5 separate regions of the Homo sapiens genome follow, and regions 2, 3, 4 and 5 are each linked to region 1. The links are chromatin contacts, found by Hi-C or POLR2A ChIA-PET in ENCODE. All regions are on one chromosome and are shown on one strand. The core of a region is the stretch at or near the end of the contact, and the rest is flanking DNA. Distances in the headings are between cores, read along the strand shown.

Region 1 (2,787 bases), core at 23-2,522:
GCTTGTTAAACATTTCAAAATGGCATGCCATATCTACATATATCAAGTTATTCCGTACAGAGGACTTATGGATCATAACAGTCCCCTTCCCATCCCAACTTCTTATTGAAAAAAACACCCAGGTAGATTTACAGAGCACTCAAGGGGACACATTTTCTAATAGCCACAGTGGGAGACAAATGTCATAATTCTTGTCCAATAAGTTGCCTTGTGAGGTCATTCTAAGTTCTACGTGCCCTAAAACCATGTACTTACTGAAAAGCCTGACAAACTGTTATGAAACTGTGCAACTGTCAGAAGAAAAGTTATTCCACCTTAGAATGTGCTCTTGTATTTAAGACCCTTTTCAAGAAATGAGCATACAAAATGCACACTGACAAATTCAACTGATCAAAGACTCCACAGTGGAGCATCAAAGAAGGCAGGATGCTTTGTTCAGTCTTGAACGTGTTAACATAAGGTTTATTATGTGTTACAGAAAACCTTTCTGGAGGTTAAGAAAATCCATCAGCTATTCTAGATTTGTTAACAAGAAACAAAATTTTCAAAAATTATCGTTAAAAGGGATGTGTCTATAGGGAAAGACTGGTGTTCAAATTCTGAAGCAAATGCCCTGAGGCTCACAGATTTATTATAGCGAATCAGACAGGCGACAGTACAGGAGAAAAGTAGTGCATGTGTAGGGAGATGGACAACATTTGGGACCTCTCCTTGTCGAAGAGTCGTGACAGCAAAATCACTTCCTGAGGAAGGAGGAGCAAAAGGGAAGTTAAGAGGCCATCCTGACCAGGAAGTGACTCGCCCTAAACTAACCCCAATTATATCTACAAATGGGGGGATGGGGTGAGCCCCAACTGCTAAAGGCGGTAAAATAACTGCTTTTTGATATGTCGCAACATAACCACCACCCTCTCGCAAAATTACAGAAAAAAGTCCACAGTCACGATCCAATAAAGGAAACGTCTGTTCCCTTGCAGGGAGGCCCCTGGGCTGTGCCTCAGGCCTGAGAGAAAAGGAGAGTCGAGGAACGAGGAACTGGGGCCACCGTGAGGCAGAGGAAAGCCCCCTAAGAGGGAAGCGTCCCGACTGCGGAGAGCGTATGTCAGCATGGACCAAGAAGCTTCTTTTTCCTGGGGACACTGCTAGGCTCCCAACGCAGCCGGGCCGGGCCCCAGTTCCCTGTCGGGGGAGGAGGTAAGAGAGAGAGGCGGACCCCTTACCTTCTCCTCATCCGACACACGATCATCGAAGTCGGCCATCTTGGGCTGTTCTGGCCCAGCCCGGCTACGGGCGCGAGGCAGGCCGGGAAGAAAGCCGAGTGATGGAATCACCGCGGCGGCCGTCGGAAGGACCCGCCCGGAAACGCCGACCAAGAGGGCCCCATGTCAGTTATGCGCGGGAGTGACGTCTCCTAACGCCAGCGCCCGCGCCCGCGCCCCAGGAAGTAGGGTTTGCCTTAGGTGATTTGAAGTCTAATATCTTTCCCAATGAGTTACACTCATTTCCCATCCATCTAATGGGCGCTGGCAGCGTGTTTCGATTATTCTTGGCTTCTGGCCTCCATCCGACCAAATAGCTGTTGCTACTCCTACAAGTTTTTCTGGTGCCCGTTATCTCCACGACAGCCGAATCCAAAGCTTTAAGAGCTGCTCGGCAGCTGGAACGATCGGTGGCTTTTCCAACCCCGGGGGGGGGGCGGTGTGAAAGGTGACCCTCATTTCGTTTGGAAGCGGTAACACTTCGGGGTCACATCTCAGTCCAGTTCCTCCAGAATAGGCGCTGCTGTCCGCCCCTTCCCTGCCCCACGAAAGAACAGGTAGCCCCAATCTTGAGACACGCTCCTCCACCTTCGAAATCTTCTCGGTCCCGGTTCCCCAGGACTCAGCCTTCACAGAGGCCAACTTCAGGTCCGCCACTATCCCAGGATTCCCGACTCCCGGTTTCCTGTCCTTCTCCCCTCCCAGCTCCTGGCGCCTGCGATAGCGGCAAGATGGCGGACCGTGGCGGCGTGGGTGAAGCCGCAGCTGTTGGAGCGTCTCCTGCATCTGTCCCTGGCCTAAACCCGACGCTAGGCTGGAGGGAGCGACTGCGGGCCGGGCTGGCGGGGACTGGGGCCTCGTTGTGGTTCGTGGCGGGGCTGGGGCTGCTTTACGCCCTGAGGATCCCTTTGAGGCTGTGTGAGAATTTGGCAGCGGGTGAGAGGACCAGACCTCCTGGGGCAGGGCGGGGGGCCAGGAGAGATGTCGGGGGCAAGAGCCAAAGGGCAAGAGATTCTCGGTAGTCCTAGAGGGCCTCTGAGGAGTCGATGATGAGCGATCAAGTGAGTTCTTTTTCTTTTGGGCTGCAACCTTGCAGTTGATTGACAAGCCTGCTGCCGTTACCGGCTCCTCCGTAGAACTCTTAAGGTCCGCCCTCTCTCTTATGTCCTCGTTTTTCCATGGAAAAGCCACCTGACAAGCTATAAGCTTCAGGTATTAGGACAGAAGAGTGTCTCAGATTAGGATACGTAATTTATATTGGCTCCCCCACCTCTGGTAGGATCCCTTAAAAGTCACTACTTTGAGTCTCCCGCTGCCCAGCTGAAAGAACTCATATCCAGGCAACAAAGATGAGCACATCTGTAATTTAAAGATTTCAGAGAAAGAAAATGGCATGATTTTAATTGAGGATTCTCTTGTTTTAAAATAGTTCTGTTAAGAAATCGTTTTCGTGATAGTTTTGTCTGTTCTTTTAGGCTTATCTTGAGTAATAAAATAGTACAGGAAGTGAGAGCGCCACAAACAACAG
Region 2 (2,734 bases), core at 36-2,535, 1.7 Mb after region 1:
TTGCTAGACAAATATTCTCCTTCTACCTTTTCATCTCCCTCCCCCACAATTCCCAAAGCACAGTGCCTGGCCTCAGGAGGCACCTACCACTTGATTATTAAGTGAATTTATTTAAAAGACTGCTTTTTATTTTTTAATACAAGGCTCAATAAACTCTGAGGTGTTTTGGGAATCCAGAGCCCTCTCCCCGTCCCCACCCCTCTTGGAAATCTAGAGCCCTCTGCCCTGTTCCCAATCCTCATACTTAGATGGGTGGGTGTAATCAAAGAGAACTTTCTCCTTTCTGCTCCAGGGCATAATCAAGTGAAATTCTCACAGGTCTTGGAAGAAGAAAGCTCTTACATAGAGTTTCCGATGGTGGTCACAGAGAGTCAGGACCGAAGCTCTGCTAACACTTTGCTGAGTCCATGCAACCTCAGTCATTAGTTACAGCACATGATTGGAAATTACTGCAGTATCAAGTTTTGGGGATTGCATTTTATACGTGCATTTCATGTGACATTTATCAGTGGTCATGTTTTGTACACCAAGGATAATTTGGGGAAATGCTGAGGATCCCAATGTGCTTCCTGCTCCTTAAAAGCCAACAATCTATGCATCCTTTAGAGATGTCTAGCTTTCACCTTTTAAAATACAGTTACTGAGCACATCCTGGTGTTTTGATTTTTAGCCACCTTTCTATTTAGTGGCTTTGAAGAACCACAGTGGGAGTCACTAAATTTACTTTTGAAATTTTCTCAAATGAAAAAGAACTGTGTCTTCTAGCTGTCTTTCTAAAGACAGCTCTGGCTGTGGGTTCTTTCCTCACTTTAAAATCACAAGACCAATTTTCTGAAGACCAGAGCACATAGGAAATCTCCCCAATGTCATCTCGCATAGAAAGCTCCAGGCATCAGGAATTACTACACAGAGTAATTCAAGCTCTGAAGCAATTAAGGCATGTGAATGCCTCGACTCAGAGATTTAGATAATGGGAACCTGATTAAGTAAAAGTATTTCTGGCCTGATTGCCTTTGGGGATGTTACTAGGATCTTGCTAATCTGTTTTACTTTGTGCACTAAATATTTGTGAAAGAGAAGTTGCCGGAGATTTTATGGTTACTAGAGAGGTATATGGAGACCCCTAAGAATACGCCCTACCCCACATTAGACAGCAAGCCAAGTTAAAACGTCATCAACCTTACCTTTTCCAGGCACCGTTCCTCAGTCCTTTCGGCAGAATTTAGTGATTATCCTTGAGGTGGCCGAGACAAGGCTGGTAACACAGATATCCGGGGCTATTTGTGTAAAAGGAGAAGTGAAGGGTGAAAAAATATGATCATGCTGTGACGACAGGAAGCCCAGATGAGAAGAAGGAGGAAGTGAGGCTGAGTCCGCCCTCTTTAGTCTCAGAGATTTAGTACTTTCCCAGTGGCTTTTTAGAAGCTTCCTCTCACAGCCCACCCTAAACTAGTTTTGTGAAACAAAAGAAAACTTCAAAACCAAGTTGGTTCAGGCACAGATCTGTGAGCAGTGGTGGATTCTAGGGTAATTTGGCAATGATTTTTGCTTAGAAAAGGACAGTGCTTCTCAATCAAGGTGGCATCTCAGAATTAACTGTGTATTTGTTCAAAAAGAAGTATGCCTGGCCCCACCACCAGTTTCCCATTCAGGTAGACAGACTGGAGGGGAACACAGGAACCAATATTTCTAAACATTTTCTAGGCCCGAGACTTTGGAATGTCTTTCTGAAGATTCTCTGCCCCCTCCTCATACTCCCTCTGTCTGGCTTCAGCCAGTCTCTAGACTTGAATTGGACACCATTTGCAGACTTCTCTGTCTCGAGAGCAAGACTGTCTTAAGGTGAGTCCCCAAGGCATAATCCCAGGGGCACTGGTAGAAATGATTTGGTTAGTACAGGAAACACCACATTTGGAGCCAAAGATCTGAGTTTCAGTTCCAGCTTTATCTCTTTTAGCTGTGAGATCTTGAGCAAGTCTCAATCTGTCAGCCTCAGTTTATTAATGGTAACACCTAATAATAATCCTACTGGTTACTGTTACATCCTTATTTATATACAAGAAAACAGGCGCTCAAAGAGGTTAGAAAATTTGCCCAAGCTCATACAACTAAGACATGTCAGAGGTAGGATTAAAATTCAAGGTCACAGAGAAGGCCTTTTGAGAAACACTGTGATCAATATATTTTGAAAAATGTGTTTCTGGTTTCACTATGCTGCATCACTGGAATTTTCTTAGATTGGGTCAAAGGAGTATGTGACAACCCAAATGTATCACTAGCTAACTATGAAACTTGGAAGCAATCACTGGGCCCCAATGTTTTCATCTTATAAATGAACAGATAGATGCACTCTGCGGTGCTGACTTGCGGGCATGCCTCTGGGAAAGCTAGCTGTCTCCCGCTTCCTTCACCCTGAGACATTCAGATCCAGAGTAATCTCCAGCCAGGGCTGTCTTGTGGGGAAAACTGAATTAAATGAAGGTAAAAAGGTCTTTACTGCAGAACTTGTCAGTCCTTAATATTCTCTAAGCAGGGGAAATAATATATAGATTTCTCCAAACTTATCTGAGCATGGAACTGTGTGGTGTGTGTGTGTGTGTGTGTGTGTGTGTGTGTGTAGTTTCTCTTGGGGAACAATTTTTCAGTGTAACTACACTTTAGGGAATGCTATTAAAAAGTCTCTGCACCTCGGCTGGAATCACTGACCCTCACTCAGAGCTGCTGCCATGCTTAC
Region 3 (2,790 bases), core at 42-2,541, 1.1 Mb before region 1:
GGTCTCTGTTGCCTAGGCCGAAGTGCAGTGGTGCAATCATAGCTCACTACAGCCTCGAACTCGTGGACTCAGACGATCCTCCTGCCTCAGTCTTCGAAGTAGCTGGGACTACAGGTGCGCGCCACCACCCCCGGCTAATTTTTTTTTTTTAAGAGACGGGGTCTGGCCATGTTGCTAAGGCTGGTCTCAAACTCCTGTGCTCAAGCTACATTTCCGCCTCAGGCCTCCCAAAGCGCCCAGATTGCAGGCGTGAGCCACTGCGCCCAGGCTGGGTGAAGTAATTTGTAAAACTTAGTCCTGTGGGAGTTATTTTAGCTTAGTCGATTTTCCTCATCCGTGAAATGGGATAACTTCCACCTGGTGCCCACTCAATAGATAAGAAGAAATAATGTCTGCAAAACATTGAGTACAGCGCCTCTTAGGCTTTCTTAAGTGAAGCTATCATCTGTCATTAGCTTTCTCTGACCCAGATGCTACACGCTGTGGGCTAGCAAGAACACGGCTTCAAATAAGGTGGGGAGAATGGCTGTAAGGGGACAGTGTTCCATTAATGGCCAAAAAAAAAAAAAAAAAAAAAGCAGCCTAAAAATCCTTTTAACGTATCCTTAAATATTCACTTGAGGGTTCAACCTTTCTTTCCTTTCTCCTGACCTCTATCGGCCCTAATTAACCTGTTCCTGCCGCCACCTAACTTTACCCTAATTTGGAAAAAGCTGTGACTGCCCAATACTTGTTCCTCTTTTCCCCCTACACCTTTGAGCACTAGAAAGCTCCAGACCCAGAGCTGCTGAGGGGCGGGAGAGGAAGGGAGTCACTAAGCCGCAGCCTGGCCCTTCCTCCCAGGGCAGCGTAAATTCACGCAAACATTGATTCGTTCGCTCAACAAACATTGGGAACCTAAGTGCCAGGCTTGTGCCAGGCCCCAGTCTCTGACCTCATGGAGCCCACAGCCCACTGGGGAACAGAGATTAAGCCATGAAACACGAAAATGAGTGCCACAAAGACGTGAGCTACTAGAGTATCAGGACCGACCTCCTTTAGACCGCTGGATGGGAGAGTCGTTTGTGAGGAAGTGACTTTTAAGCTGAGGCCTGAAGGGTGATCTGAGGGAGCTGCTCTTGGCCATCGATATGCCGCGCGACTCCCCAGGCCCTCGGACCCGGAGCCTGGACCAAGGCTGGGCGGGAAGGCCCCGGGCCAGGGGCGGAGCCACCTCGGCGGCGAAAGCCGGAAAGCGGAAGCCGAAGGCTGCTGCCCGGTGGTCGGCTGAGCGGCTCTAGCCCAGATCTCAGACGGCTGAGTCACTGCATCCCGGCGCGGCCCGCAGAAGACGAGCGCCGCTGCCGCCGCCTCCTCCTCCCGGGCTCCCGGGCTCTCGGGGTCCGGGGCCTTTGCACCTGTCTTTTCCAGCTGGGCACAAAGCCTTTTGCTGTCGCCGTGGCGACTGGAGGCCTTCACTTTTAATCCCCCTCATTTTCCAGTTCATTCTCTGCTTATTTTCTGGTCAGTCCGTGACCCTGTAGGCGGCCTCTGACCGGCGATCGATTTGCCGCCCTCAGGGCGCTGGGCGGCCGGCTGCCTCCGAAGCTGGGGCGGCCTCCGCGGTCTCCATGGTAACGGCCTCTCCGGCGTCTCCGCCTGGAGGGGAAGATGCGGCCTGCCTGGCCCGCCGCCTCGCCCCCGGCCTCACGGTGGGACCCCGGGCACTGAGGACGGAGGTCCCGGGCGCCGGCCCGCGGGGCAACGGGCACTAGGTGAGAGCCGGACGCGGGCGAGCGAAGGAGGCGGGTGCCGGGCGACTCCAGCGGCGGCCCCTGCCCCTCCCCCGCACCCACGAACACGCTCGCCCGATATATTGCAGAGGCTTCTCCGGTCGCCGCTGCGCCAGTTTTTTTTTGTTTGTTTGTTGTGTTTTCCCTGGCAAACAGCTGGAGAAAGAGCAGCTCATGGAGAGGCTGAGAGAAGCGGTTTTCGCGTCCTACCCAAACTGGGAGAGTAACCTTCAGCAGCTGGACTCACCGATTGGTTTTCCTTCATTTTCAGTGAAATCCCATTCTCTGGCTGGAGACACAGATGGCCTCAAATGAGAGAGATGCTATATCGTGGTACCAAAAGAAGGTAATACATATATATATTTTTTTTATTTGTAAAGCATTCTTCCTGCAAAAAGCTCCCACAAATAATATAATGTTACTTTCCCCCGAGTTTAGTAGTGCCAGGTGTTCATGTATACTTCAACATAAATGAAAAAAAAAAAAAAAAGATGTACAAGGTCATTATGTCTTTTAAACCCGGTTCCAGGTCCCAGAATAAGGTTTACAAGCCACCTCCTTCAGGCTGCATACACAATGCCACCGCAATGCTTTGAAAGTTTGCTTCTGATCAAACTGCTTAAAAACAAAAAAGACATGAAACCTGTATGTGCACAGCTCAGATTGATACTATCAACAATCTTATTGAGCTGTTCCTTATCTTTTATTCCTCTCTAGTTTTTCTAGTGCTCTTTTCCTTAAGAAGTGGATTTTTTTTTTTTTTTTTTTTTTTTGAGACGGAGTTTCGCTCTTGTTGCCCAGGCTGGAGGGCGATGGCGCGACCTCGGCTCACTGCAAGCTCCGCCTCCCGGGCTCAGCCTCTGGAGTAGCTGGGATCACAGGCGCCCACCACCACGCCCGGCTAATTTTTTGTATTTTTAGTAGGGACGGGGTTTCACCATGTTGGTCAGGCTGGTCTCAAACTACAGGCGTGAGCCACCATGCCCGCCCAAGAAGTGGAAATATCTTTTAAGGTAAT
Region 4 (2,700 bases), core at 59-2,558, 2.0 Mb after region 1:
CCGATTTTTAAAAAGAGGCTATCCATATAGATTTGTAAGCATAATCTCCCAATTTGTGCTGATGACTGATGCAAGTTTTTTAAATCCCAGGGCAGAGCAGGCCAACACCAAGTGGGTTGCAGACCCACATCTGTGAGCAGGATTCAGGGTGGTGCCCATTGTGACTCTACTCTAGAGTCCAAGATCTTAACCATTAGACTTTACTGTCTTAAAATATCAGCTAGCTTTATCTCTGGTGAGTCACAATTTTTCTTCCTATTATCTCCATCTATTGGCCTCAGTTCTGTCATCTAGAGCAACAGGGATTCAAAAAACACTAGCCTCCTATGCCCTTTTCTAGGCTAAACATCCCCAGCCCCATAAGCATCCCCATTTTGGCTTGGTTGCAGGACCTTTACCATGCAGGCCCCATGATTCTAGGCACGCTCCAGACACACTCCCACCAGCTCACAGGACTCCCCACATCCACTGTGGAACTAAGTCCTACCCATCATGTCTGGTCTGTGTCAAGCAGAGCAAAGCAGGCTTCTAGCCCACTAGGACTCATCTGAGACTAGAACCCAAAGTCACCTGGCCTCCTTGGCAGCTAAGAATTTGCCTTAGTTTAATTGAAGAGATACTGACCCCCCAAACCCAGTGGGAGGCTTCTTGGCCTCTGCAGTGATTGTCAATTTGTGGGAAGTGACATCCCAAACACCAGCACTTTCCCATCATTGTCCTGATGGTCCACCCCTATCCTTGCAGGGACTGTTCCAGGGTCAGCCCTTTAACACCCATGGTTTTCAGGCCCACACCTGACCGATCTTCCCTTCTGAGAAGACAGCCATGACACCAAGAATCCCTCTTCTTATAAAACAAATCTCAAGCTCCTTCCAGTATCTCTGTCTCAATGTTGAGAGATTTTCCCACGATTCATCAGACCCACTCTAAGATTCACCCCCATTTCCTGATTCTCACTGTCCAGAAAATGCCATGTGCCAGACTATGAACCTGGCTGTAGCCACCTGTGGATCAGAAAAAAAAAAAAAAAAAGGGCGATGAGTCAAAGTAAGGATCCAGAGGGTCAGAGAAGTATCCCTGGTGGCTTAGCCAAAACCTCCACACCCAACAGCTATGGGCTTCACCATCTGAGTACCTCTTTTGATTCCAGTCCCACTCTCAACTTCCCTCATGAAATGAAGAACTGCAAATACGGTAACCTGCTATGGAAACTGAGAAAAGCAAAGCAGCCTATCTTTTATTCTCGCTCTGCCTTCTGGTCCTTCCCCGGGGCCACTGGGGCTGGAGCTGAGCCGAGCAGCTGGGTTTTCCCCTGAGCAGTGACTCACAGATGTAGTTTCTCTGGCACAAATCTTCAGAACAGTCCCAGCTGGGAAGTCTTCCTGGTGGCCAAGTGATCCCTCACAGCTGCCAGCCTGGCAACAAGGGATCCCAGCTGGTGCTAAGTGATGAAGAACAGGCCTGGGCTTTGTTCCTCAGCTAAAGAACCTGTCTGTTCCACTCACTGGATCCCAGATGTAATTCATCATCAAGGTCACTGAGGAGCACCCAAGCCCTTGGCCCATCAATACCACTTTAGTAAAGTCAGATTTCTGAGAGGCGTCACAACTACCACTAAAGAGCATCAGCTCATTGCCAAGTGCATTACAGAGGTCCTGGCACTACCCATGTTCCTGCCAAGTGCTTAGGCATTAAAATTGACTGGGGCAAGCAGAAGGGACACACTGCCAAGGATACACCCTCCAGTACAGGAAGGCAACAGGCTCACGCAGTGTCAGGGCTAGGCAAGATCATGATTTTTCACAGTTTTAGGCAGCAGAATCCTCTTTCCAAACAAAATCTCATGCAGAAGTCTAGAATTCTGGCAGATTCAAGGGTAGCTGCTCAGCTGGAGACCAAGGTGGGGCCAGGAACTGATCCCCTGCAGATTCCCTGTAATCTTCCCACCCCCCAGCTCTGCAACACCACCCAGGTACCTTTAGCCTCTTTCACTGAATCGCTGGGGTCCACCTGACAAGGCTGAAAACTTGCCACTCTGGTCAGCCTCTTGGCATTCAGAGGGGGAAACTGAGGCTGGTAGAATATGACATGCATTTCCCAAGGTCACATGGTGAATATGTACTACAAATTCAGGAGAATAAAAAGTCTTGTCAACCAAGCTTTTAGTGAACCAGAACATCTGTACAGACCGGCAGTCCATAAGGGTTGGAAGAGTAAGTGATTACAGACATAAAGTTAATTTTTATTTTGTCTCAGCCACTTTTTTGCTGCCTGTCCTCAGGCAAGTCACCCAAGTCCAGCTGGCCTAGGGCTGGATTACATCCAGTGGCCTTTTGAGGCATCCCCTGCTCATCTTTCATTATCTAGAACACGACAAGACCCCCTCTCAGAGCTGCCCACCCATTCCCTCCTCAGCCATCAAAGGCCTTGGCACCTGGCTCCCAGGCTTCCCCTCAAATTCAGTTATCACCCTGACATCCAGAATCCTGGGGACCAAAACCTTTGACCTTTTCCTCTCCAGGCTCCTACACCCTGACTCTGCTTGGGGACCCCACTCAAGGCCACATCCTGAACTTTGACGGGACTTGCACTCCTTGGGAATTTTAAACTCAAACATCCCACTCTCACCTCTCTGCCTTCAAGTTTCTTGCTTCTGAATCCCATATGCATGGTCTCTGGCATGTTTTTGATACCTTCCAC
Region 5 (2,700 bases), core at 132-2,631, 1.3 Mb before region 1:
CCTGGCTAACACGGTGAAACCCCGTCTCTACTAAAAAATACAAAAAAAATTAGCCAGGCGTGGTGGCGGGCGCCTGTAGTCCCAGCTACTCGGGAGGCTGAGGCAGGAGAATGGCGTGAACCCGGGAGGCGGAGCTTGCAGTGAGCCGAGTTTGCGCCACTGCACTCCAGCCTGGGCGACAGAGCGAGACTCCATCTCAAAAAAAAAAAAAGAGTTCAGCAAACAGTCTAGTCAGCAATTCCCAAACTTACTCCTGATCTTAATCTCTTGGAGACTTAAGGGTGGGGTGGGGAGAGAGCTGGAGAACCACCCAGCACATTAGGTGGATTCTTAAGATGAGGCAAGTTTAGGCGGGGCGTGGTGGCTCACGCTTGTAATCCCAGCACTTGGGGAGGCTGAGGCGGGCGGATCACTTAAGGTCAGGAGTTAGAGAACAGCCTGGCCAACATGGTGAAACCCCGTCTCCACAAAAAATACAAAAAATTAGCTGGGCGTGGTGGCGTGCGCCTGTAATCTCAGCTACTCAGGAGGCCGAGACAGGAGAATCGCTTGAACCCGGGAGGCGGAGGCTGCAGTGAGCCGAGATTGCGCCACTGCACTCCAGCCTGGGCAACAGAGCGAGACTCCGTCTCAAAAAAAAAAAAAAAAAAAAAAAAAAAAGGCAAGTTTGGGAAACATCGGCCTAGCTTACTTATAAAGGTAGGAATAGTTTCCTTGGCTGGATTAAAATATCTCCTCAACTTATGGCTAACTATCTCAAGTTGGTCACTTCGAAAACACGTTCCTATTCTGGGTTAAAGATGCATTTTTGGGTTCAAACAACTTCCAAATCAGTTTTCGTGGCCCCCATTCTATGACTCCAAGAATGACAGGTTGAAGTCCCAACCCAGATGCCTGGACCAGCTCTCGGAGACCGACTCCAGCCCCATACCTGTAGGTGACGATGCAAGAGGTGGGCTGTAATTGGGGAGCAGTAGAGGGGCCGGGCCCAGGTGCTAGACAGGCCCACGGTGTGGTCCGAGTGCATGTGAGACAAGAAGAAGAGACGTGCGGTGCCAGCCCGGCGCAGGCTCCAGAAGTCCACTGCGATGGGCGTATGGGGGATCAGGACCCCATTCATGGTGGTAGGGTTGGAGTCACCAGTGGGATCTTCTCCACGGGGGCAGGGCTCCTGCGTGAGGCTTCCACAACGGCGTCCCGATAAAAGTCATGCTGGGGCAAGAACAGGGCCAGAGACCCTAAGGGAAAGAGCCCAGCAGAGCAATAAGTTACCAGAGTGGGCAGAAAAAGGAAGTCACCCTGCCCGCTGGAGCCCAAATCGCGGAGGGCGCTGGACACTCCCAACCGCGCGGGAGCGGAGGCCGAGCCGGGCACTCAAAGCGCGCGCTGCAGGGAGGAGACAGGCCAAAGTAGCCGATTTCCGATTGCCCGCCGCAGCTCCACCAGAGGGAGCCGCGCAGCTGCGCCTGGAGAGTGAGAGGTTGGGGGAAGGGCATCCTAAGGTCGGAGTCGGGACTACGCTTAGCGCTCGCTCGCGGGGAGACCGGCAGCGGTCTTCTGTTTGGTCTCTTGACAAGGGGGCGGGACTTCCGCAGAAAGCAAGATTGGGCCTATCCGCGATGAGAACGGCGTGGAGGGGGAATTAAGGCTGGAACTGGAGAGGGAGGGGTCTGCGGTCAGTCGGACGCGGCGCTGGAAATCCGGCGGAGGACCTAGAAGTAGCGGGAGCGATCTGTGGGCGGGGCGAACGGCCTGCCGGCCGACGGTAGGGCCTGAAGAGCCTAGGGTGGGGCTCGCGGTGTCGCGGAGGGCGTGGAAGTGTGTCAGGGCCAGCGTGCCGGCCCTACGGAAGCCGAGCCTGAGGCGAGATCTCGCCTTTTGTATTTTCACTGACTCATATTTCCTTTACTCAGGCTCCCACATCAGGACGAGAAGGAGCCCTCGAGTTACCGTGGGAGCTGTGGGAGCTGCCCTGTGACTCTTAGGAAGATGCCGTACCTTGGCTCCGAGGACGTGGTGAAGGAGCTGAAGAAGGCTCTGTGCAATCCTCACATTCAAGCTGATAGGCTGCGCTACCGGAATGTCATCCAGCGAGTGATTAGGTATCACCTACCTCCCTTCGCGTGCTAACTGCTCCCTTTGCAATCCCCATCAGGGCTCACTAGCCCCAGTCTCTCTGAAAGGGTGAATTAGCTTTCACACGTGGCAGTTATATGGTTCGGTCTTCGTCCTGCTGCTTTGGAGTACCATGTCAGTCTCCCCTCTGCAGCATCTTTTACTCAGCTGGGTAGTTTCCTCCATATCACGGGCTTGAGCAATTACTGGTGACTCTTGGATCTATAATATAGCTAGTACAGACTTCCTTTTTTAGCTTCAGACCCACGTATCCCACTGCCTGCTTGGCATTTCCACGTGCGTGGTTTATCAAAAGTATGTCCGAAATAGCCCGGACATTCTTCCGTCTTCCTCAAACCTGTTCAGCTTACATTTGTGTTGATGAATGCCACCAGCAGCCGACTATGCGTGGGAGCCAACCTTGAGGACACCTGATCTCTCACTTCTTATGTCAGATGGTTTGAATTCATAATTCTAAATATCCATCCTCTCTTGTTTATTAGCATTGTTGTTCTGGTCCAGGCCTTCATCAATAAAGCAATTGCAGCAGCTTACTAGTAGGCCACTTTGCCTCATTTGAGACAG

What was found. Hi-C counts contacts between places; a loop is a spot of excess contacts on that map. ChIA-PET counts read pairs that join two places held with the same protein, here RNA polymerase II (POLR2A). Pooled maps may share reads with other maps.
Region 2: a pooled map shows a loop between it and region 1 (15-fold over the local background). The contact joins the promoter of CD53 here to the promoter of CAPZA1 in region 1. A Hi-C loop is called at or near these places in 1 of 168 maps with a recorded cell type or tissue (CD4-positive, alpha-beta T cell), 2 of 37 single-sample maps with no recorded cell type and 8 of 50 pooled maps. POLR2A ChIA-PET finds 5 or more read pairs at or near these places in 1 of 52 experiments (OCI-LY7).
Region 3: a map of B cell shows a loop between it and region 1 (4-fold over the local background). The contact joins the promoter of PHTF1 here to the promoter of CAPZA1 in region 1. A Hi-C loop is called at or near these places in 1 of 168 maps with a recorded cell type or tissue (B cell) and 9 of 50 pooled maps. POLR2A ChIA-PET finds 5 or more read pairs at or near these places in 1 of 52 experiments (OCI-LY7).
Region 4: a map with no recorded cell type shows a loop between it and region 1 (22-fold over the local background). The contact joins the enhancer-like site here to the promoter of CAPZA1 in region 1. A Hi-C loop is called at or near these places in 2 of 37 single-sample maps with no recorded cell type and 5 of 50 pooled maps.
Region 5: a loop to region 1 is called in a pooled map, with 16 times the contacts of the local background. The contact joins the promoter of DCLRE1B here to the promoter of CAPZA1 in region 1. A Hi-C loop is called at or near these places in 9 of 50 pooled maps. POLR2A ChIA-PET finds 5 or more read pairs at or near these places in 2 of 52 experiments (GM10248 and T-cell).

The regions. Positions count from the first base shown.
Region 1 is chr1:112,618,317-112,621,103 of GRCh38, reverse strand. It overlaps CAPZA1 (capping actin protein of muscle Z-line subunit alpha 1), which reads right to left and starts at 1,272. Exons shown (of 10, transcript NM_006135.3): 1 at 1,221-1,272. The coding sequence starts at 1,259. ST7L (suppression of tumorigenicity 7 like) reads left to right here and starts at 1,963. Exons shown (of 15, transcript NM_017744.5): 1 at 1,963-2,195. The coding sequence starts at 1,991. RefSeq lists enhancers at 990-1,439, 592-1,791, 1,900-1,999.
Region 2 is chr1:110,871,699-110,874,432 of GRCh38, reverse strand. It overlaps CD53 (CD53 molecule), which reads right to left and starts at 1,285. Exons shown (of 8, transcript NM_000560.4): 1 at 1,185-1,285. RefSeq lists enhancers at 1,325-1,434, 2,035-2,084.
Region 3 is chr1:113,757,987-113,760,776 of GRCh38, reverse strand. PHTF1 (putative homeodomain transcription factor 1) reads left to right here and starts at 1,291. Exons shown (of 19, transcript NM_001323043.2): 1 at 1,291-1,754; 2 at 2,044-2,118. The coding sequence starts at 2,074. RefSeq lists an enhancer at 839-1,418 and silencers at 1,569-1,888, 2,522-2,651.
Region 4 is chr1:110,633,544-110,636,243 of GRCh38, reverse strand. No RefSeq gene overlaps it. Among named protein-coding and RNA genes, the nearest start is that of KCNA2, 29 kb to the right of the region's middle. RefSeq lists an enhancer at 1,322-1,511. Within about 2 kb of position 1,308, at least 14 of the 41 ENCODE cell types and tissues checked have a DNase peak (open chromatin) inside an H3K27ac peak, as active enhancers do.
Region 5 is chr1:113,904,007-113,906,706 of GRCh38, reverse strand. It overlaps DCLRE1B (DNA cross-link repair 1B), which reads right to left and starts at 1,381. Exons shown (of 4, transcript NM_022836.4): 1 at 932-1,381. The coding sequence starts at 1,120. It overlaps AP4B1 (adaptor related protein complex 4 subunit beta 1), which reads left to right and starts at 1,908. Exons shown (of 10, transcript NM_001253852.3): 1 at 1,908-2,102. The coding sequence starts at 1,990. RefSeq lists enhancers at 1,493-1,542, 1,573-2,132, 2,213-2,272.